5 separate regions of the Homo sapiens genome follow, and all the other regions are linked to region 1. A link is a loop called in an ENCODE intact Hi-C map of the cell type or tissue named here. Cell type or tissue: A673. All regions are shown on one strand.

Region 1 (5,000 bases):
GGGCTAACAATAGAATCATCTACGTGTGGCCTTTCTATGTAGCTAGGTCTTCCTTACACCATGGCATCTTTGTTCCAAAGGCAAATGTCCTGAGAGAGCCAGTCAGAAGCAGTATTACTTTTTCTAATCTAACCTCAGAAGTTGCACAATGTCACTTCAGCTGCAATCTTTTTATTAGACTTTGGTCACTAAGGCCAGTCTATATTTAAAAAGTAGTGGGGTGGGAAATTTTTCCCATCTCTTGATAGGAAACTTGTCAAAGAATTTTCAAATATGTTTTAAAACCGTACACTCATCTTGCTTCTGTGATATTGAGACTTAATAGTTCCAGTTTTGGATGGCTACTTTTCCTCTGCTAGGCTTCCCAAATTGCTTATTAGTCTTTTTACCTGCATCAAGATACATTATTCTAAGCCTATGTTCCTCATAAAAACTTCACCACACAGCATACAATATAATGACCAGTAACTCTATATCTGTTGTCATTGTGCTTTGCCTTAGGAAAGTTTTCTCCTAAGACAATATTGCTGGATTCTGTCTCAACATTGTGTTTCAAGGGGATAACATGCAATATCCAGATTAATAAGAGTTTTCCCTCCTAGTCAGTTATGGTAAAACTTTGGTATGGCTAAAAGCTTCTCTGGATCTGTTGCTTTCTGATGTCATTTCAGGTTTCTGGAATGGTTAAAGGTTTCTCTTGATCTGTAGGTTTCTAGAATCAATTCAGGTTTTTGCAAGTTTGCCATTTCACTGCTTTTAGTTCTAGAGGGGCTACTCTTGACTGATACTCAAAGGCAAGAAGACACACCACTGAGGACCAGGTACTGCTATGCTGAGTGAACTAAGTTGATTTCAGATTTTATTTAAATGTAAATCTGTCTGGCTGCATAGATTTTGCTCAATAGACCAATTTATTCATGGCATGATTCCAAGAATCAAAAGTTTGAGTGCCACTGTAGGCGTATGAGATTACTGGAGAGTCAACAGATTGACTTGCATAACTACTGTACCGTATGACCATGCTTCCGAGAAATTGCTGCCTAAAACAGTACTCCTTGCCTTTTGATATTTGAATCCTTGAAAACATTCAACAATACAAACTTGCCATTATTTAAGGCAAGATTCAAAATATTTCTACAGTTAGAGGGGTCATGAGAATTACAGAAATAATAATACTTAATAGAATTTTTGTTAAATACATACTTAGTATTAGTGAATATTTTACAGGCTGTTTCTGTGCATGTGTATGTAAATAAGTTGAATGAAGTGAAGCACATTTGCTAAATCAATACTATTCTATGGTTTGTATATATAAACAATTCATTTGCAATTGAATGTAACTTGATCATTCAACTGGTATTAAGTGATTTTTCTATTGTTAACCTATAAGTTAATGTTTTATTTGAAGCAAGATTGATTTTTGATCATCGAATGGCAAGTTTCAAATTGGGTTGGAATCCTACAGTATGGAATTTAATTTATTTTAATTAAATTAATATGTCCTGTTTGAAAATATTCAAATTATTTTGTTTTGCACAGCTATATATAATTTCAAACAGAGGAGGGACTTCCCCCTGTGCTAAACTTTAGAACGTATTTAAGGAGGATAAAAATACAAGCACTTTATAGTCACATGCTTGTGAAAATTGCCTTTGAAATAATTAATGAAGTGGGAAAAATGAGATTTTAATAATGTGGAATATAAATCAGTTTCTGGTAAGATTTGGTATTTGTACAACATTAGGGAATATTTAGTGTGCAAATATGTTTGATAGTATACTTCGTGTTATGTTAGCATTTCTATTAAAGACCCTAGAGCATTTTAAATAGACATTAAGATTTTCAGTTCTCTTCTCTGATTATGGAAATGCTCACATCTTATATCTGGCATTTTTTTCTCACAGTTTTAGGATAGATACAATACAGAATTAGAGGGCAAGTGAATCAGACTGCACAATGGAAAAATGGAGATGACTATAGGTTGGGAATTCTTAATAAATTCAAAAATGTACCTATAAAATATATCATCTCTATCTATTTTGTCCTTTCATCCTAAAGGATAAGGTTTCCTGTGGCTGAGAGCCTTTGTATAGTACTTTCCCTCTCAGAGTTATCAATCAAATATCTATCTTGTGGTAGAACAAATCAGAGAACCTCATTCTGAACCCAAACACTCAGACCCATATAACATATCAGGGTAATCAATGTCAGAAATACTAGTATTCTTCCTGGTTGCTGTTTCACTGTCACAAATTGACACTGTTATCCAAATGTGTTTATCAATCACTTCTCACTGAACTAACAGATTAGTCTCTTTTTTCCTTCGTCTGTAAACTACAATTGACTTAATTTTCCCTGGGCATTCATCTGTCTGAGAAGTGATTGTAACTGGTTATGGAAGACCTAAGTGATAGTCATTAATATTCTAAATTGGATTATGCCACTAGATGGCAGCCTTGCAAAGCTAGTATTGTCTTTCAAAGTATTTTCCAAACTGTAGACTATGAAGTGTTGGCCCGGTGAAGCGAATATATTATTCCTTACCCTATCCATGTAGGACTTTAGGTTTGTACTTCCCAATGGTACAAGGAAAATAGAGCATAGAGGAAGAATAGGGAAATACTGCCTGTATCTGGCTAGGAAATGTTTGAAAGGAGGAAAAAAGAAGTGAGAGAGGAAAAGAAGAAAGCAATCACCAATTTTCTCACTTGTTGCTGCAAGGTATAGGAAGGAGATACTTATGATAAGGAATGATTACATTAAAGTATAGAAGGAGGAGGAGATTGCTTTTACTTTCCATTGAGAGAGCCAAGAAAAGGTCACTCTTGGGATGCTGTTTTCATACCAACCTTGAGCAATGACTTTAGGAACTTGGCCTTATAATGGATGTGACAGAGGTAAGCCCTGAAGTTTTATTTTCCTGAAGCAACCTCAATTTCCATGTGGCACAGGCATGAGCTGGGATCTGGCTGGCCTGACAAGGGACTCAGTGTAGCTGGTGAACCAGAAATAATGATGGTGGATCAAAAAGTCTGGGAGGCGGAGGTTGCAGTGAGCCAAGATCATGCTACTGCACTCCAGCCTGAGTGACAGAGCCAGACACAGTCTCAGAACAAACAAACAAACAAACAAACAAAAAACAGGTCTGTATTGGTACCAGCAAGCCACACCAGGATCATGAACTGCCAGCTGTATGGACTGCTGGGCAATTGGAGATGGTTGGCAGGTAAGCAGAAATACAATACTTTCTTGCCAAAATTTCACATTTTGTTTATTCATTAAGCAATCTCACGATTGATGTAAGTCTTTTATTATACTTCAGAGCTCCCAAATTTTTGCATTTTTTCCAGCTTACAGGTACCTCAGTGAAGGGACTGCTTTTTTTGAGCCCTTACTTTGCCATTTTTTCTTCAACTTTTATACATTCAGATTTACTTTCCTGAAATACTTTAATGAGAATGCCTCTTGTTTGCTGGAACAACAATCAATTACTCACAAATTGTGCCCATCTTCTTTTAGCTGACAGTCATATCTTAAGAGTTGTAAAAGAGAATTTCTTCCTGCTACTCTGGTGAAAGAACCTGGTAATCCAGCTAGACTCAAATACTCATCATTCTATGATGACATGTTGTTCTTACTGTATTAATTTCTGTTTCCATGTTGTTTACCTTGTCTAGAATTCAATCCTTACCATTCCTTTGTTAATATTTGGCCATCCTGAATGCTGATTGGCCTCCTCCACCTTGTTGGCTTGCCTGCTCAACCCAGTTCTTCTTAAGATATAACTTGATTTCTGCCATTTTGTGAGTCCTACTACATACTGTCATATAGAGTCAATTCCCTTTGTTTCTTTCTGATCGTATTCTTGGAGGAGACTGATTTTGACAGTAAAAAGGAGCTAAAGTCTTAATTGCTTTACATCCCAGCTTACACTCATAATACCCTGACTAAAAATTTAGTCTTCCATTTTCTCATCTAAATTTGTCATTAATATTACATTCATCCAAGTGGCTTAATATTTTGAATATGTGGTTCTCTCATTAAGTGAAGAATTGGGATGTATATTACATGTTTTTTATAGGACTAAAACAAATCACTGAGTCACTCATTTAGAATCTTCTCTCAAAACCTTTTTAATATTGGAAGATAATACAAGAGAGTTGGAAATCTTTGGTTGTAGAATGGATCTTACATCCCTCAATATTTGCATGGTGCTAAGGGTAAAGAAATTCAAAAGGTCTTCTTGATTGTCAGTTATCATTAGTTATCAATCCACCTTTTAAACTCAAAATTGTCTCTCTGACACAACCCCAAGAGCTTATGTAGCTATAATTTTTAAAAAGCAGTGGGTTTTCAAATAACAAAGTTATATATTAACCAATAAAGATTATTAGTAAGTTAATTCTAGAAAACGTGCCACTTAACTACAAATACCTGTCAAGTAGTGATCTTCTTTGATATTATTGAAATTTCACAGTACAGTCCCAGTCCAAAGCATATGAGTTCCAATGCAGTATTGGGTACTTATCATAAACAATTGTTGCTAATTCTGCTGGCTGTGGCCCTGCTACTTTAATAATATTTCTCCATTGAACCATAATAAATAACTGTGATCTCTGTGCTTCTCGTATTGTGCTCCATTATGTTCCATAACCAAAACAAATAAACCTACATACACTTTTAAATATCTTATGGTGGATTTTATTTAGAATTCTATACCAAAATGCTATTACTTTTATTATTTCTCATAAATATGCTCACATGCTCAAATTGGCCATTTCTCATAAAACCACTTTTGGGTTTTGAATGATTTTAGTTTCACCCAAAATGTTGTTAAGCATCTGACATAGGCTTATTAAAAACATTGTGGGTTTCTATTATTGAAGTTGCTAAAGAAAAAGGTATATTGCCAACAAGTCAGGCTATACAATGAAAACTATTTATTGGAGAATTTGAGTCACCTATGCATGCAGAAAACTGATAATTCTCAGTAGTTCAAG
Region 2 (5,000 bases), 180 kb after region 1:
TTGGGTGTGGTGGTGGTGTGCAGCTGTAGTCCCAGCTTCTTGGGAGGCTGAAGTGGGAGGACTGCTTGAGCCCGAGAGTTCAAGGTTGCAGTGAGCAATGATTGCACCACTGCACTCCAGCGAGGACGACAGAGCAAGACCATGTCTCTAAAAACAAACAAACAAGTAATATAAAGAACAAATTAGTAGAATCTATTCCAGTCACTTACTGCTCCATAGCTTGGTGTTGTGGATCAATAACCATTTTATTATGCTCATGGATTCAGTATGTTTGGAATTCAGACAGAGCAGAGTGGAGATGGGTTATCTCTTCTCCATTACATCTGAGTTCTCAACTGGTAAAATTTGAATGACTTTGAGATTATGAGAACAGCCGTCAGTGATGACGCCTAGAATTTGGCCAGATAATCTGGAATGGGGAAAACTTGCTCTGTTGAGGAATAGATTGGGGAAGAGAATGGGAATCCATGGTTCAATTCTGACTGTGTTTATCACTACAGCTTGCATAGTTATTATATTCATTTAGGGGTACAAACCCCAATTTATAAACTTTCCATTAATCCTAGAGGTTACTTTTCACCGGTTTCATACATCCAGTATTCCTCTGGGAGTCATTTTGGGTTACCCTCTCAGAGTTTTTTGAAATCTCTCTGGGCCTTAGTAATGATCCTTGACTTATTAACTAAAATGCCCCATCTAGCCTAGCCCCCATTTAAAGGAATACACACACACACACACACACACACACACACACACACACACACACACACAAACATAATAATCTCTCTCTCTTTCACTTACGGATTTGGCTGACTTCTAAGATATTCAACTAAGGAAGCCCCTCTCTCTAACTCCATTGATGTGTCTTCATTTCTCTCTTCTTTCTCTTTCCCACTGCTCCTGTTTAGATGGTATATATGTATGTATGTGCTCATAAGAAGAGAAAATTCTGGAAGGGTGGATTTTTTGACTCTTCATAATTTATTTTCTGAATGTTTTCGAAGGTTATACATTACTCTTACATTCAGAAAAATACAGCTATTTGCCCTTTGGAAAAACTAAATTTTGATGCTAGGTTTTACACTGTTGTAAGCAACCAGACTGTCTCATCTACTACTATATGGGGTTTTAAATTCATAGCACATTGCCAGATGGGAATTTGACAACACATATTTAAAGTCATAAACATGAAATACATTTGACACTACAATACCTCTTCTAGGCATTAATTCTAAAGAAATACTCATATATACTGCCAAAGTTATATGTTCAAAGGTGATTATTATAGTGTCATTTATTTTTAAAAGTCTGAAATGACCTCATTTTCCAACAAGGCACTGAATGTCCATAAAATAAATGTATGCAGCTTTCATATGACGTTTATGAAGCACTTTTATTGCCATGGGAAAATAGCTGTAATATCATAGCTCTTTGTCTAATATCATACCAATAAAAACATAATTACAGTATACACTAAACAATATTTACATTTACTTATCTATCTACCTACCTACTTATGTATCTATCCATTTATTGTAATTTTCTGAGGTAGTTGTAACAAATCACCACAAACTTTGTGGCTTACAACAATAGAAATGTATTCTCTCAACCCTGAAGGCCAGAAGTACAAATTCAGTATCACTCAGCCAAAATCAAAGTATTAGGCAGGCCTGCACTTCTTCTGGAGGCTCTAGGACAGAACCTGTTCCTTGCTGCTGCCAGCTTCTGATGGCTGCAGGCCTTCCTTGGCTCATTGTTATATCACCACAATCCTCACTTCCACCTTCGTTATCACTTTCTCCTCTGTGCATTTGTATCAAATCTCTCTCTGCCTCTTTTTTATAACGACACATGTTATTGCACTTAAGGCTCTCCCAGAAAATACAGAATAATCTCCCCACCTCAAAATCTTTGTCTTAATGACTTCTGCAAAGTCTTCTTTGCCATATAAAGTAGCATTAACAAGTTCCATTTATTAGGATGTAAATAGCTTTTGAGGGGTCATTATTCAACTAACCACACTACATATCTATCTACCTATTTATTTTTATACCTATATAGCTTTTTACATATATCCAAATCTCATTCACTATAGAGCCATGGTTCTCAACCAAGGACATTTTGCACACACCTTCCAGACATTTGGAAATGCCTAGAGACATTTTTGGTTGTCCTAATTGGTGAGAGTGGAAGTGCTACTGCCATCTAGTGTGTAGAGGTCAGGGATGTGGCAAAACTCTCTTAATTCCAGTAACAGACTTCTACCACACAAAATTATCTGTCTGATGAATAATGCTCACAATGTCAAGGTTGATAAACTGCTATAGAGAAGATGGACAATCCAGAAAAGTTTATAACATAATTTAGATCACAAGCAACCCTGCCAGTGATTGAACACTATGATTAAACATTTAATATGGCATCAGGGTGAAGTCACAGAAGATGGCAGAGTAAAGAACTCCAAAATCCATCCCTCCACAAGCAAAGAGTAAGCTCGCAAAAACTGTCAGAATCAAGTGTTTTTGAACTCTGGAATTTAATGATAAACTTACAGCAACCAGGTAGTGTTTAATGAATAAACAGACTCTTAATTCTGATAAGAGATCTTTGTGGCATTATATTCACCTGCCTACCATTCCCCATTCCCTAGCTAGGCAGTGGTTATGTGTATGGCAGATTGCATTCTTGGTTCATCTTGCTAGTGCCAGAGGGTAAAGGGTGAGTTTTGTTTTTAAATAATTGTGTTGTGTATTTTGGCCTATCTTGTGTTCTCTGAGAGAAGGAAAAGCTCAAGGGCTTGTGTTTGTTTTACCCGCTTCCAAACTCTCAGGGCTGGAGTAGCCTCCCAGGCAACATTTGCCAAAAACATTTAAAGACAGATACTATCTCCAAGTATCTGAGTGAGCAGATGGTGGAAGGGGGTTGCAGTATACTGTAGATAGGTCACTTGTCCATCCTGGAAGACATAAGAGAACCTCAGGCCCAAGGAGACAGAGACATCCTAGATTGGGCTGCATGTGACTGGGTCTATTTTGCTAATATGACTGGCACCCTGGTGTCTCTGTGCTAGAATTACAGTCTTGGGTTCATGCAGATAAAGAGTTTTCCAGGCCATATTTCTTGCTGTGACTGGGTCCCCTTAAACTTGTTCCTCTCTTGTCACCTCCCACCCCACCTTTCCCTGTGTATGCAGGCAAGGAGAGTCTGGCACATAGGAACAAAATGTCCTATTGGATTAGGCTGCATGTTGTGACTTGATCCCTTTCTCAGTTCTGCTCATGGGGAGGAGAATTTCAGCCCTGCAGGGACAAAAAGGTTTCTCATGTGCTGCTGATTGCTGTGACTAAGTCCCGTTTTCATATTTATTAGGTTAGTCTCAGTCTTCCTAGATGAGGATATGTAGAGATGCCAGCAACAGCAAGCCGATGAGAGGCCACATTAGAAGGTGCACTGATTGAGGGTGCAGCCAGCTTCAAGTGGACATGTTGGAGTAGGCATATAGCTAGACATGAACAAGTTAGGGGAGCTCCTGAAAAAAGGAGATTTGGAAAAGCTCACACCCCAAAAACCACCCAAAACAAGCATGCTAGACATGAGCAGCGAGGAGGGCGAATACCTACACAGGAAGGAATGCCCCTTATTAAGCCCACTAATTGCTCACTCTGCAGTTAATCTGTCAGAATGCTGATAAGGGGAAAGAAGGCACAGGAGAAATTCCTAAGAGATATGCAGAAACAATACGTATAGATTTGACCACTATACAATCTTCCTGGGATGGTAGTAATGAGCAGTGCAGCCATTAGGTAGAATTCCTATCCAGCACCCGGCCCACGCATGTGCACCAACTAATCAATAGTAAGAAAGCATTCCAGAAGGCTGGGATGGGAACTAGGCAGGGAAAAGGCAGGGACTTAAGGCAGAAGTGGAAAAACTAGACAAACAAAAAAGGCAGAAACTTAAGACAGAGGTGGGAACTTCAAGAAAAAATCTGACATTATAAAAACCCAATGTAGAACTCTCTGGCTGCTGCTGGCCCATTCTCTTTCAGCAGCCTGCTCTGCCTTATCTTTCCGAGTGTTCTGTCCCTTTAAATAAACTCTCTGCTCTCTATTTTCCTTCAATAAATTTCCTTTTTCTGGATAAATTGCCTCTTAGCAGTATTCTTTCTCTCAAGTACGACTAAGAACTGGGGATTCTTGCACTTCCCAGTAACATAGTATTATGTCTTTGGCACCATTTGCTTTGCGCTGGGAAAGCCAGAGCTCATGCCATGCAAAGGCCGTTTTGATGTGTTTCTCTTGAGGGTAATTTGTCAAACACTGTGTAAGGTCTAGATTTGGGGGGGAAATAAAATGAAAGAAAATAAGGGTAGTTTGGGTGAAAGGACAGCTAGGAGGAACAGAAGGAGTTGGCCTTGAAACAAATCTGGGAGCTTCAAGGTACATCCAAATGTATAGGATTCCCTCAAATCCTGCTATGGCAGAAGATCTACAGAGTTTTTCTTGCTGAGCAGCATTTTGGATGATTTGGTGTGCCATGCCCTAGAGCACTGCATATTCTCTGACATCTCCTAGATAAATTAAAGTCAGATAAGAGAGTGGTAGGGTCTGGGGTCAAAATAATCAAAATAATCTACCAATCATGAAAGACTCAAGGCATGCCAGAACCAATGACAGAAGCTTTACATAAATGCATATATCCCAGTCTCACATGACAGGGTTTATCAATCCTATTTCACTGCTAAAGATTCTAAAGCTCAGTGGGGTTGGCAATATTCCCAAGTTCACAAGGCTAGAATGTGGCAGGGTTGGGACTACTAGACCCCTGATCAGAATTTGCTTAGAGTTCACTCTGTTTCACTTCTCCCAGTCGGAGGCAGACATTTTGTCTTTTAATTAAGTTCTCTTCTTACTACTTTAAAATATCTCTTAGGTGATAAAAAGAATGACATTGTGGCTAAAGAACTAAAAAATGGGTGTCGAAAATCAGAATCAAACACA
Region 3 (5,000 bases), 1.5 Mb after region 1:
TGCTGTACCATTATGCATTACAACCAGCAAAAGAGTTACAGTTCCTCTTGTTTCACTTTGTTGCCACTAGTTGATGTTGTCAGTGTTTAAGATTTTAGTTCTTTTAATAAACGTATAGTGATAGCATTGTCATTTTAATTTGCAATTCCCTAATGAAGTATGTTGTTGAACATCTTTCATATGCTTAATTGTCATATATATATCTTCTGTAGTGTGGTGTCTTCTTAGAACCCAATTTTAGTAGGGTTGATTGTTTTCTTATTGTTGAGTTTTAAGAGTTATTTATATGTTTTAAGTACAAGTTCTGTATCAAATTTATGTATGGCACATATTTTCTTTCAGTCTGTGTCTTATTATTTCATCCTCTTGACGGGGTCTTTTGCATAACATATTTTTAATTTTAATGAAGTCCAACTAATAATGTGTTTATTAATAGATCATGCGATTAGTGTATGTAAAAACTCAATTCTGAGGTTCCGGTTCAAGATGGCTGAATAGAACCAGATAGTGGGAGCCTCCCACACAGACAGAATTCAAAATAGTGAGTAAATATTAACACTTGAGTAGATCACCTAAGAGGGCACACTGGAATCCATTAAAGAAGTGATAGGAATCATAGAAAGCAGAGAGGAGCAAAGCTGTACAGCCAGCTGAGCTGGGACTGGCATGGAGCCAAGAGAAGATTCCTGATACAGAGAAGTGGTGAGTGAGAGACCCCTGGGGTTCCACAATTCTGCCATGGACTTGTACAATCCTAGCCATGGGAGATCCCCCTCTACTCCTCCCAGGCCTTTAGTCTAATACAGGGTGCTGCCTGGAGACAGTGCATAGGTACTGCTCAAGCCTACCTAGAATTCCGCAGGCTTTGGAATGCTGAGAAGCCTGGTGCCGGCTGCTGCAGCTGGATCAGGGAGGGAGCAGACAGGCCAGACACTTTTGCATGCCCCAAAGACAGATACAACAGCTGCAGTAGAGAGGAGTGGGTGGGCCATGCACTGCAATGACTGCCTGCCTCAGGTGCTCCTTGAAAAATAGGCCTCCCTTCTTCAGCACGGTTCTGCAGTGCAGCTGCCCTGCCCCTGTATGTACATATTGGCTGCAGCCCGATATTCTACTGAAAGCCAGGACCTCTGAAGCCAGTGACCCACCCTTTGGCTCCTATAGCAGTTGCCATCACCACCACCCACCACCACTGCAGCCACTCCTGTCACCCCTGAACCTGGGTTGGGGGAGGAGCAGAAAGGCTGGGCAATTTTGTGTGTCCCCAGCAGCAAAATTTACTGCTGCTCCTGTGGGAGGAAAATTCAAGTGGACCATGCATCCCACAGCTGTCAGCCTCCATTGCTCTAGCTGAGGGGGCCTGATTCCTCCAGTGAAAAGTTAACAGCAAAGCCAGCCTGTTCCCACCTGACCATTTCAGCTGCTGCCCAGAGTCCTTCTGACAGCCCAACCCCCACAGGCCTGTGATCTGCCCTGGGGCTCCCACTATTCTGCCACTGCCTGAGCGTTCTGCCTGCTCCTGCCTGAAAGTTCTGATGGTGACCCATGGATCAGCCCACTCCTTTCAGCCAGCATGTGAATTCTGGGGATCCAAGAACAAGTGTACTGGCCCATTCCTGGTTTAGTCCCCTTAGGACTTGTACATCTTGTACATCCCATCCAGAGGCCTGAGGATGGAAGGTTTGCCTAGCCTAGTCCACCACCGCCAGCATCTGACTACTCCCTGTGGGGCCTGAACTCAGGCCAACCCAACCAGCCAACACACTCAACATCTGACACTCACCTGAATGTGAAACCACTTTTGCAAACATAACTTAGGAAATTATGACAGTGAAAGAAATGAGACCTAACCCACTCCGTCTTGCTTCTAACGTTTAAGCTGTCCTTGTTCATTCCTGGGCATAGAACTAATTTTAAGAAGGAATTCAGTTAATGGTTTGACTCTGAAACAAAATTGATAATAGCCCTTTCCCTAAAAGACCCCCTTCTTGCCTGGGGACCAGTCTACCTTTGCAGGACTAACAAATTAGCCACAAGATTAGAAATTACAGTTTAGGGGTCATGCAGCCTCTGGCTCCAAAAGTCTGAACTTCCCCAGATTGCTCCTGGGGATAACATCACTATTGTAAAACCTAAGATCAGTGCTTGAGATATTTTGCAGACCCTGCACTGGACTGGATCACCTGTCCAGTGGACCACCCAGATTGTAATCTGACTCAACCAGTTCTGCCATTCCACCTAGGAATAGAAAACAGCAAGAAAACCTCACTTCAACCCCCTATGATTCCATCTTCAACCTGACCAACCAGCACTCCACACTTCCCAAGCTCCTACCCGCCAAATTATCTTTAAAAACTCTGATCTCCGAATGCTCCGGGAGACTGATTTGAGTAATAATAAAACTCTGGTCTCCCGCACAGCCAGCTCTGCGTGAATTACTCTTTCTCTATTGCAATTCCCCTGTCTTGATAAATCAGTTCTGTCTAGGCAGCAGACAAGGTGAACCCATTGAGCGGTTACAAATGTGCCAAAAGGTGGATTCCCTCCCCATCCGTACACAAAGCAGCAGCATTACCACATTAGAGAACAAGCAAGCCACAGAGCTATTTGTACTGGTCTGAGTGATGAGGTTCCACCCTAAAATCACTCCTGTGGAGAATCATCAGACAAGCGTCTTCCCTGGCTCTCAGCAGCACTGTGGCCTGGAGATAACAGTGTGCATCTGAACTGAGAGTTACAAGCCCTGGGGCAGGAGTATGATGGAGAAATAGATCAGATTCCTGCCTGTTTAGGAAGTGGAGCTGGTGCAAGCACCTTATTCCCCACAGAAACCTCAGGGCATGTCATCAGGAACTCCCCTAGCCACTCCTATCAGTGTTGGTGTCCATCCTTATCATTGGGGGTATTTGTGAGCAAGCCATGCAGTACAGCTCTTCAAAGCTGTGTCCTCTCCATTTGCTGAACAAGAAGTTCAGGGGATCGGATTTTCCACTGTCCAGCTCATCACTTGAAACAACACAAATGACCATACACTAAACAAAGATCAAGTACCTACCCATCTGCTTTTGCTACAGCTGGCTTTTAGCCATAAGTGCCACCTACTGGCCTGTAGGTCAAACTGCACAGCCCTATAGAAATCTTCACAAGAAAAAATGCCCAGGGATATAAAAGCAAAGCCAAAAGACCCTACATAACATATTCTACAATCACATCCTCAAGGCAGGAAAATCCCATCTAAATGAAAGGAAATTCAAAAATAAGAAGTGACAGCTTCTACAGATGAGGAAGAACAAGCACAAGAACTCCAGCATTACGAAGAAAGAATGTTGTGATACCACCGACGGACCACATTAGCTCTTTAACGATGGATCCTAAACAAAATGAAAACTTTGAAATGATTGAAAAAGAATTCAAAATATATATTTTAAAGACACTCAATGAGATCTAAGAGAAAGTTGAAAACCAACACAAGAAACAAAAAAATTTGGAGAAGAAAAAGGAGATTATTTATTAAAAACCAAAACTACTAGAAATGAATAATTCACAGAAGAAATTTCAAAACACAGTTGGAAGCTTTAACAAGACACTAGACCAAACAGAAGAAAAATTTCACAGATTTAAGACTGGTCTTTGGAATTAACTAAATCAGATAAAAGAATTAAAAAAATTAACAAAGATTTCAAGAAATATGGGATTATGTAAAGTGACCAAAACTTAGACATGTGGACATTCCTGAGGAAGAAGAAGAAAAAGCAAGAAGTTTGGAAAGCATATTTGAGACAATAATTTAAGAAAATTTCTCCAATCTTGCTAGGGATGTGGATATCCAGTTACAATAAATCCAGAAAGCACCTAGAAGATACTATACAAGATGAACATTACCAAGACATGTAATCATCAAACTCTCCAAGGTCAACATGAAAGAACAAATCTTAAAAGCAACTAGAGAGAAGCATCAAATCACGTATAAAGGAAATCCCATCACTTTAACAAGAGACACCTCAGTAGAAATTTTACAAGCCAGAAGACATTAGAGGCCAATTTTTAGGCTTTAAAGAAAAAAAATGCTGGCCAAGTATTTCATATCTTGTCATACTAAGTTTCATAAATGTAGAAATAAAGTCTTTTCAGACAAGCAAACACTATGGGAATTCATCACCACTACATCAAACCTGTAAGAAACGCTCAAAGGAGTTCTAAGCATGGAAATGAAAGACACCACTCCCCAACATAAAAGTAAACATGTAAGTAGAAAACTCACAGATCCTATAAAGCAATTACACAATTGAGAGCCCAGGGCAACTAGCTAACGACACTATGACAGGAACAAAACCTCAGATACCAACATTAACATTGAACGTTGATGGCCTAAATGCTCCACTTAAAATATAAGACTGGCAAGTTGGATAAAAAAACAAGATCTTACCATCTCTTGCCTATAAGAGACCTACATAATAGCTAAAGATATCTACAGACTCAAAGTAAAGGAGTAGGAAAAGATATATCACACAAATGGAAAATGAAAGCAAGCAGCAGTAGCCATTCTTGTATCAGATAAAATAGACTTTAACAACAGTAAAAGAAAAGGAAAGGCATTATATAATGATAATTGGTTCAATACAACAAGATGATTTACCTGTCTTGTCCTAAATATATATGCACCCAACACTGGAGCACCCAGATTCATAAAACAAATACCACTAAATCAAAGAAAAGAGATTGATACCAATATAATAACAGTGGGAGAATTCAACACCCTACTGACAATACTAACAGGTCGTTGAGGCAGAAAGCCAATGAAGAAATTCTGGACATAAGCTGGGCTCCAACCCAAATTGACCCAATAGATATTTACAGAACATTCTACCCAACAACTGCAGAATATTCACTTTTCTTATCTGCACATAAAACATTCTCCAAAATTGAGCATATGCTTGGCCATAAAGCAAATCTCAGTAACTTCAAAAAATCAAAATTATATTAAGTATTTTCTCAGATCA
Region 4 (5,000 bases), 2.0 Mb after region 1:
TGCAGAGAGAGGTCCTGGAAAAGTGGGTTGCCAGACCTGGGGTGAAATGCAGAGGGTTTTATAGATGAGCTGGTGGGGAGGTGCTGCCTGGTCTACATAGGGCACGAAAAACTGATTGGACCAGTTGTGCCATTTGCATAGGGAGTGAATCTCTGGCTGCCCCCTGCTAATTTTTTGTTAGGCAGGCAGGATCTCTGCCTGAGCTGCTCCATGTTGCTCATTTCTTTATTACTGTACACGTGGTAACAAAAAAAGGGAAGATGGAACCTCCATGTTGGACATGCCTGGCCCCCAGGTAGCCCTTTTCTATTGGCGCAACTGCTAGCACTCCCCCATGCAATCTTGCAGCTTCCTTATCTGTATTTGCAGCTTGATTTTTCAGGCTGCTCATTGTTACAAAAGAAATGATTTTGGGGGTTGCTTTTTGCTAGAAAAGAAATTCTGCCAAGGACTCTTGCCCTACTATCTGCCAGAATAATTTCTTTCTATCTCCTGTATTATTTATTCCCCAGTGGTGATTCTAGCCCTGCTCAGTTTCTTCTGCCACCCTGAAAAAAAGTGTTCTTGCTTTTTGCAACATACACTTCAGAACAAACGTTCACTTCCTCAACTCCTGTTTGAAGTGTCCCACTGTTCTTCACGGTTTAGTCTTTCTTGTTGCTACAGTTAACTCAACTTTGTTGACTATAGGTATTCCTGGCAGTCCCCCATTGAAGAGCATCAAGATAAACACAAAACTTGGCACTTTCATCATTAACACAACTACTCATGGGGCCAAAGCTTGGAAGGCACAAGTAAAACCAGAAGGAAGCTGATGGATTGATAGATAGAAGGACCAGAGAGATAGCACGCACAACGATGGTGGAGAACTGGTTTAGTGTGTAAGATACTGTAGACAAGGAACATAGGAGAAGACAGACTTCAAAATGGTGATGACAATTTGTACTGAGTCCCTACTATTTATTGTGCAAAACACAGCTTCTTAATTTCAGTAAGCTCTAGTACTCTAATTAAAGACTAATTTTTATTATGAAGATGGAGCTTAAAGAAAGCTCTTTTTTTCTCAATGTGAATAATCATTTGCACATCAATTCACATTCACAGAATATTTTCAAAACACAAGAGTGCTGCAGTGTTCCCTCCCTTTCTCCAATGATATGATAGAGAAAAAAAAGGAGACTATTTCCTACTCTAAGAGGGGAGCTGAAAGAACACTGTCTCTCCTCTCTTGCAGGGTAATGTAACTCAAATTAAATGAAAATTCATTTATTTTGTCATTCGGAGACCACGTCAATCACCAACTTGGTCAATGGAGAAAAATTATCACTAAATATTTAATCTTGTTTAAACTTAGTCCAATAATATTGAGAAGCATCTTTCAGAGATGCAGATTATCAGGATAAAATATTTGGACTCCCAGAAAGCCTCCACTTGCCCCTGCTTCTCACCTTAATGTGGTCTTGTGTTATATTGAGAGAGGGATTTTAAAGATCACCTTGACATGAAAAGGGACCAAAGTCCTCCAAAGTGATGCCCTCTATTTTCCTGGTCTCTCACAACATTCCTTGTAAACATGGACGCAGTTAACCTTGCTAGTAGTCATGGCTGAAGCCTGTTATTGGTTCAGTTAGTGATCTGGTCCCTTTTAGTTTGGTTCGTATGATTGGTCCTCAACTCAGTCTCCACTGGCTCCAGGTTGCTGATTGCAATTGATCCCCTATCACATCTATTAGCTTGTCAGCTACAGGGTTCCTTTTGACAGGCCAGCCAGATCCTGACTGAATACCCGTGACATATATGAATTGGGGTTTCTTCAGGAAAGGAAATTTCAGGGCTTCCATCTGTCAGATCCCATCAAAGTGCCAAGTTCCTAGAATCTCATTCAAGGTTGGTAGGAGAGGGGGCAGCCCAAGAAGTAAACCTTTTCTAGATCTCTCAAGTAGCCTCCTTCTCAGACTTTAATGTTATCCTTATTTATCAGAGATAGCTCCTTCCTATACTCTGCAGCCACAAGCAGGGAAATTGGTGACTGCTTCTTTCGTTCTCTCCCTCCTTTTCTTCTTTCTTCTAGTCATTTTCTAGACAGAAATAGGCAGTATTTCTCTATACCCTCCCTATGCGCTATTTGCCTTGTGCCATTGGGAAGTAAGCTTAAGAGACTAAAGTCCTATATGGGTGGGATAAGGAATATTTATAAACTGGATTCACTAGGCTGACACTTCATAGCCTATGATATGGATAATACTTATTAAAGACAATTCTGGACCTGCAAGTCTGCCACCTTGTGGCACAGTCTAATTTAAAATATTATTAACTATTGCCTAGGTCTTCTGTAACCAATTATAATTACTTCTCAGGTAGATGGATACCTAGGAAAAACTAAGTCAATTATAGTTTACAGGGAAAGTAAGAAAGAAACAAACTAATCTGTTAGTTCAGGGAGAACTGATTGATAATGTAATTGAAGTTGTGTTAATGGTGTCAATTCATGACAGCAAAACAGCAACCAGGAAGAGCACTAGGGTTTATGACATTGTGTGTCTTGACACATTATTTCGGATCTGAGTGTTTGGGGTGGTGGTAGAGGTCCTCTAATTATTTTTCTTTTGCTAGAGGGACATTTGATTACTAACACAGAGAGACAGCACCATATAAAATTATACATTCTACACAATTTACTTTCTCTTTCAAGTTCAATATACACAACAAATGGTGAAATATTTATTTATTAAAAATTTGTAGTCTGCAGCCCTCTCAGTAAATGATTCTATTTTTTTCAATCTACAATATGATTCACGTGCTCTATAACTGTTCTAACTATTCTAGAACTATGAGGGTAATGCTAGGCATAAGATGGAAACATCTCCCTAATCAGAAGAGGGAAGTGAAGATTTTAATGTCTATTTAAAATCAGTTAAGGTCTATAATAAAAATGCTAACATAACACAAAATATATTATTAAATATATTTACACACTAAATATCCCCTAGTGTTGTACAAATACTAAATCTTAACCAAAACTGGATTACATTGTATGATACTTAAATTCTGCTTTTCCTACTTCATGAATTATTTCAAAGGCAATTTTCACCAGCATGTGACTGTAAAGTGCTGATATATATATATATATATATATATATTTTTTTTTTTTTTTTTTTTTTTTTTGAGACGGAGTCTCGCTCTGTCACTCAGGCTGGAGTGGAGTGGCCCAGTCTCAGCTCACTGCCAGCTCCGCCTCCCGGGTTCACGCCATTCTCCTGCCTCAGCCTCCCACGTAGCTGGGACTACAGGTGCCCGCCACGACGCCTGGCTCATTTTTTGTATTTTTAGTAGAGACAGGGTTTCACTGTGTTATCCAGGATGGTCTCAATCTCCTGACCTCGTGATCCGCCCGCCTCGGCCTCCCAAAGTGCTGGGATTACAGGCGTGAGCCACCGCTCCAGGCAAGTGCTGATATTTTTAACCCTCTGTAAATACATTCAAAGTTTAAACACAGTAGAGAAGTTTCTCATCTGTTGGAAATCTCACATAGCTATACTGAGGAAAAGAAGTTGAGTTGTCTTTCAAATTGGACATACTAATTTAACTAAATATATTATATACCATACCATACGATGTCAACGGATTTTAAAATTGGTAGTTTGAAGGTTAAAAGTCACTCACTTCACATAAAATATTAAATTGTGGAGTAACAAATAGGATAATGATTTAATACCAGTTCAGTGATCAAGTTACATTCATTTAGAAATGACTGATTTTATACATATATGCCACAGGGTAGTACTGATTTAGCAAAATGTGCTTCATTTCCATTAAACAAATTTACATCACATGCATACAAACAACCTGCAAAATCTTCACTATATTCTATCATAGATATCCACTGCAAAACACTGTAAATATTATCATCTTAATAATTCTCATTGCTTCTCTAACTGTAGAAATATTTTGAGTTTTGCCTTGACTGCGGGCAAGATTTTAATATGGAATGTTTTCAAGGCTTCACATTCCAAAGGACATGAAATGCTATTTTAGGCGATAATTTCTAAGAACCTTGGTCCTATACAGGCAGGACTCATAAAAGCCAATCCTTTGATTCTCTCCAGTGATCTCATGTGCCTACAGTAAAAACGACTTTAAAAAAAATTTACAACTCTATCATGAATATATTGCCCTTTTGATTTGACCCTACCCGACCAGACAGATCACCAGCTGAATGGAATCTAAAATAGTTTATGAGGTACTACAGTTGACTGATACATAAAGGCAAAATACATGAAGAATATATTTTACTTTGTTGAGTAAACTAAGGGTACTAGGATGACTACAATTGTCCAGAAGCTGTAATCAATGTACCTGTTATATTCAGAGGAGCATTAAAATTTTAGATTATCATTAGCAACAAAGAGTGAAAGCTAATATTAATCTCAGCATAGCACCTTGTTCCCTTAAGCATAAAGAAATAGAATTTGGCAATGCTGCATAGTTTTGGGGACGTAATACAGTGACAAAAAGATATAGAGTTCCAGGTCATTGTGGTGAATGCTTTGTGGTGATGTTAATGGTGGTGATAGTGATAGGCTTAGTGGGGTGCATGCCACTGAGGGGCAGGGCCATAGAGAGGGAAACGAAGCCATCTGAAACAAGTAATAATCAACATCAAAGAGCAAGATATATGAAATGTTTTGAAAGCATGCCCACAAATTCTTTGAAGCCTTCTTTAAAAGCTGAAGCCGAATTCCCCTCATTTTGAACTTAGGCTGGCCTTGGTTACTAGCTTCTAAATAGTAAAATGTGGCTAGAATGATGCTGCACCACTTCTGAGGCTAGGTTTGAAAAGGCATAGTTTCCCTCTGGCTCACTCTCTCTCAGGATATTCACCCTTGGAACCAAGGCCACATGAGAAGACCCCCTTGTAGGTGTTCCAGTCAATACCCTTTTTTGAGATCTCAGTTTACAGCTAGAATTACCTGCCAGCCATGTAAGATCAGACATTCTCA
Region 5 (5,000 bases), 980 kb after region 1:
ACTACTCTTTACTATTTTTTACAGAAAGTTCTACCTCAAAGATATCAATTACATTGACTTCTCGACTCTTTTCATCCATTCAACTGTCTATACTCTTGAGTAATTTTTTTCTGTGTTAAGAAATAAAAAGTTTTGTAATGTTGAATTGGGATGACCTTAAATATATAATTTTCAGAAAACTGATACATTTAAGCCATTGAGTTTTTCCACTCAAGAAATGGCAAATTTTACCACATATTTATCTTTAATATGCACATATATTGTAAGTGGGAAATATTTTTCATTATTATTTTTAATTTGTTATTGCTCGTTAAAAGAAAGCTTAATTTTATTTATTTCCATTTCATCTGGCATCTGGTTCCCTCACTGAACTTCTCTGATTATTTCTAGTATATCATCAGTTATTTTTCAAGGTTTTCTAAGTAAACAGTTTCTCAATCTCATATAATGATATTTTACCAAATGTTTATCTTTATGTCAAGAATTTATGCATCTCCATCATCATCACCATCATTATCATTTCCTTTTTTATGACTGCATTACACTGTCAGAACATCCAGAATTATATTTAAGGTTTGTGGTGATGTCAGGCATGCTGACCTTATTCCTGTCTGTAAGGAAATACACATATTGTTTCACAATTACTGTCAGTCAAGGAAACACAGGGCAAACTCAAAGGAAGTAACTTATTGCAGATGAGTTAAGGCAATCTGTATTCCTACCTCCTCATCTACCATCCCACTCTCTACTCCACTATACTCAAACCACTCTTGCAAACGTCACCAAGAGAAAATCCAGTGGACACTTTTAAGTCTTTTCACTAATGGAACTTACTGCAGTATTTTACACCATTGGCCCTTTCTATCATTTGTAAATACCCTCCTACATGTGTTTCCCCAACATCCTCCTCTCCTATTTCCTTCTATTTTTCTCTGTCCTTCTAATGGCTCCTACTCCATTCACTCTTCAGAGGAAAGATTTCTTTTTTCTTCAGGAGATACTCTCAGGGTTTTCTTATCCACTGACAGGTTTCTGGAATTGATTCCATATAGTGATATTTTTGACCTCTGAACATGTTCAAGGGCACTACAGGTTGAAATAAAGTCTGCAGCCTGTGATGCATTTTCAAACCTGGCTTGTTAGCTCTTGCCCACAGCTTTCGCAATGAAATGCCTTAGAAAGTTTGACACTGGAGCTCGAGATTGTCAATTTTATGTGGATCCAACCAATTGTCTCCACTGCAAATTTCAGGATCCCATTCTTAGCCCTAAATTTCACGAGAAACTTGGCAAGCCTGAGAATTTAACTGTCATTGTAATTCAGCAACCCACATAATTAAATTTTGTGTTTGATTTTCAGCAACATCAGCCCTCTGAGTACAATAAGTAATAGCTCCTTTTAGGACTGTCATAGAAGGTCTTTGATTCGTGAACTATAACTGGAGCTGGGATTTAACATTTCTGAGCTTGTCATTTTCTCTTTGTTAGCACTCAAGTGAACTCCAAATAATCTATTCCATACCACAGTCATTTTAGTCATCATTACTGTCATAATAATCAAGTTTAGCAGCCACTTGGGCTCCTAAGGCACAAGTTTCAGTTAGCATTTTATCACAATCAACCACAAGTGATAGCTTGATTAATTTTGAGGCCACCACACCAACATCAATTTTCCCATTGGCAAGGAGATCAGCACAGCTCTCAAACCCAAAGGTATGACCAAACTAAAATCCTATTTTTGACAGAGAGTCTATCTCCTGGGATCACTACTGGTACCAATTGCATATCAATCTGAATCTGAGACAAACCATATTATAATCTGAACAGGGAGTGTTTAATATAAAGAATATTCACTATAATCATTAACTATAGCATAAAAAATTATCAACAATAATATAATTATATTATTGGCATCATGAAAGACCGGCTAGTAGGAAGAAAAGATGACTCTAAAGAATATAGAAATAGCAGATATAATGAGTAATCACTATGTCAGGGTTAAGATAGAGCACCCCAGGAAGACACCCCTCCCCTAGGGTTGAAATCCAGACCTTGTTGGAGAGACCACAGCCATGGTTCACTGAATAACAGAGACGTGTCTGGAATACTACACTCACAGAACTTTTTGGAAATCTTCCCTCTATGGTGAGGAGGTAAGTTGCCCATGGAGAGGTATTTCTCTTTTTTTTTTTTTTTTTGAGACGGAGTCTTGCTCTTGGTGCCCAGGCTGGAGTGCAGTGGCACGATCTCGGCTCACTGCAACCTCTGCCTCCTGGGTTCAAGCGATTCTCCTGCCTCAACCTCCCGAGTACCTGGGATTACAGGGATGTGCCACCATGCCCGGCTAATTTTTTGTATTTTTAGTAGAGACGAGGTTTCACCATGTTGGCCAGGATGGTCTCAATCTCCTGACCTCGTGATTCCCCCGCCTCGGCCTCCCAAAGTGCTGGGATTACAGGCGTGAGCCACCGCTCCCGGCGTGGAGAGGTATTTCATCAGAAACACTTTGCTACAAAAAGGCTTTCGGGAGGATGCCAGGGGAAGCTACTTACTGCTGGATACGGCTGGCACTGTACACTGCAAGAGCTAGGTACTGGAGAAACTGCCTGTGCTGCAGGAGCCTAATGTCGGAGAAAGCTAAGCATGCTTCAGGAACCCGCTGAGTCAGCGGAACAAGGAAGTACAACCCTTTCCTCCTGCAGTGTATCTTTGGCGCCCTCTATTGAGAATGATTCAATTTCAGTTGGCAAAGGAAAAATATTTAAAGAGCCCAGATTCAATTTCAGAGAGCATCCTGAAATTTTGCATTTGGAGCTGAGAGTCAATAAATTGATAACCAGCAGAAAAATATGTAACATAGAAAGAAAAACGAAAATATTTTCTTCCAGTGTTTCTTGTCTTTAAACATTGTTTTTTGCAGTGCTTTTTACGTTTAAACTTTTTTTAAAAGTTTTAAATTTGCAGACTGTCAGTTATGGGCTTTTTCTTGATGATTTATGGAAAGTTTCAATCTTTAAAAAGGATTTCCCCTACCTGAATTTTTTTTTTTTTTTTGAGACGGAATATCGCTCTTGTTGCCCAGGCTGGAGTGCAATGGCACTATCTCTGCTCGCTGCAACCTCTGCCTCCCGGGTTCAACCGATTCTCATGCCTCAGCCTCCCGAGTAGCAGGGATTACAAGCATGCGCCACCACGCCCGGATAATTTTGTATTTTTAGTAGAGACGGGCTTTCTCCATGTTGGTCAGGCTGGTCTCGAACTCCTGACCTCAGGTGATCCTCCCACCTCGGCCTCCCAAAGTGCTGGGATTACAGGTGTGAGCCACTGTGCCCGGCCTACCTAAAGATTTTAAAGCTATTCACCAAAATTCCTTCCTATGTATTTAAACTTAATTATAGAGATAATTGTTACATTGCCTATGTGTTAGATTTAATCCCTACGAGCTAAATTCCTGGACTTTCAATTTCCTCATCTGTAATAAGGGGAAGATAATAATACTTAATGGAGTTGCTTTGAGCATCAAAAACATTTATTGGAGTGACTGGCATATAGTATGGGCTTACTATAGCATTGATTAATAATGTTTTCTAGTAATAATTAACATTATAATAAACATTAGCAGGCCCGTGCCATGGCTTACACCTGTAATCCCAGCACTTTGGGAGCCCGAGGTGGGCAGATTGCTTGAGCCCAGGAGTTCAAGACCAGCCTGGTCAACATAGCGAAACCCCATCTCTACAAAAAATTAGCTGGGCATGGTGATGCGCACTTGTGGTCCCAGCTACTCTTGAGGCTGAGGTGGGAGGATTGCTGGAGCCCGGGAGGCAGGGGTTGCAGTGAACCGAAATCAGTCCTCTGCACTACAGCCTGGGTGACAGAGTAAGACCCTGTCTCAAAACAAAACAAAACAAACATTACTATTGAGTGCATAATATACATACTAGATTTTGCATCTTATATTTTTCACTCTATTTTATTATAAAAACATTTCCAGAATGTTTATTATGTCACATTTTGTTGCTTCAAAATTAATTTTTTACAAATATTACATTGTAAAGGTTAGGTAATACATTTATATTAATTAAATCTGATAAAAAGATAGCTAAGGCAATTTTATTTATTACACAGAAATATTTTGTAGTAATTTTTCACAATATAATTTTGCTGTTTTTAACATATCTTAAATCCATATAATAATATGTTACCTATAAATTATATACAATTCATGCCCCATCTTGTACAATCACAATGCTTAAATAACTTTTTTTAGTACACATTTGAACATGACCTATGCTCTGATGTAATTTTTATATTTTGTTTTGAAATATTTTATTAGCTATAACAGAAAATCTTGTATTAGATTACCCAGTGTATTGGGTTTTTGAGTATGTCAACTTGGCTTTGCTAAAGTCCTCAGCTATTGAAACACTAGTCTAGGTATTGTCATGAAAGTATTTTGTAGATGTGATTTAAGTCTATAATCTTTTGATTTCTTTTTTTGGCAGGGTCTCACTATGTTGCCCAGGCTGGTCTTGAACTCCTGGCCTCAAGTGATCCTCCCACCTCGGCCTCCTCAGCAGCTGGGATTACAGGTGTTTGCCACTGCACCAGGCTCATAATCAATAGATTTTAAGTAAAGTAAAGTACCCGAGATAATCAGGGTAAGGCTAAATCAATCGGTTACTAGGCATTAAAATCAGAGCTGAGGCTTCCCTACACAAGAATAAATTCTGTGTATAGCAGTAGTTCTTATTGTAGCATTCTAGCCTGCCCTTCCTGATGGCCAGCACTATAAATTTCAGACTTGCCTAAACAACCTCCACAATCATGTAAGCCAATTCCTGGCAATAAATTTTTAAATATATATCTCCTTTTGATCCTGTTCAAACCTTGAGTGTTATGCTCAGCAAAAGATAGAGTATTTTACTTCTTTAAAATTTTTTCCTTCTCAAAAGAAAGGTCAGCGGTGATCTGGCAAATAGAGACGTTGGCACTTACGGT

The links. Hi-C counts contacts between places; a loop is a spot of excess contacts. Peaks named below come from ENCODE experiments on the same cell type or tissue, not always from the same donor. Only the 100,000 strongest peaks of a DNase experiment are listed, where the experiment ranks them.
Region 2: it touches region 1 in a loop (4-fold over the local background); 5 of 110 quality-filtered maps call a loop at or near these places.
Region 3: a loop joins it to region 1, with 14 times the contacts of the local background. A loop is called at or near these places in 8 of 110 quality-filtered maps.
Region 4: a loop joins it to region 1, with 3 times the contacts of the local background. A loop is called at or near these places in 5 of 110 quality-filtered maps.
Region 5: a loop joins it to region 1, with 7 times the contacts of the local background. A loop is called at or near these places in 24 of 110 quality-filtered maps.

The regions. Positions count from the first base shown.
Region 1 is chrX:36,864,788-36,869,787 of GRCh38, reverse strand. No RefSeq gene overlaps it. Among named protein-coding and RNA genes, the nearest start is that of FAM47C, 140 kb to the left of the region's middle. In A673, CTCF peaks have their summits at 2,247 and 2,447 (motif pointing right); DNase peaks (open chromatin) are centred at 937 and 2,477; H3K27ac peaks cover 1,399 bases.
Region 2 is chrX:36,681,460-36,686,459 of GRCh38, reverse strand. No RefSeq gene overlaps it. Among named protein-coding and RNA genes, the nearest start is that of FAM47C, 320 kb to the left of the region's middle. In A673, a CTCF peak has its summit at 2,207 (motif pointing left); no DNase peak of the experiment used is centred here.
Region 3 is chrX:35,379,099-35,384,098 of GRCh38, reverse strand. No RefSeq gene overlaps it. Among named protein-coding and RNA genes, the nearest start is that of MAGEB16, 420 kb to the left of the region's middle. In A673, a CTCF peak has its summit at 3,121 (motif pointing left); a DNase peak (open chromatin) is centred at 3,088.
Region 4 is chrX:34,891,232-34,896,231 of GRCh38, reverse strand. No RefSeq gene overlaps it. Among named protein-coding and RNA genes, the nearest start is that of FAM47B, 49 kb to the left of the region's middle. In A673, a CTCF peak has its summit at 2,277 (motif pointing left); no DNase peak of the experiment used is centred here.
Region 5 is chrX:35,888,567-35,893,566 of GRCh38, reverse strand. No RefSeq gene overlaps it. Among named protein-coding and RNA genes, the nearest start is that of CFAP47, 29 kb to the left of the region's middle. In A673, a CTCF peak has its summit at 2,719 (motif pointing left); a DNase peak (open chromatin) is centred at 2,686; H3K4me3 peaks cover 364 bases; H3K27ac peaks cover 1,997 bases.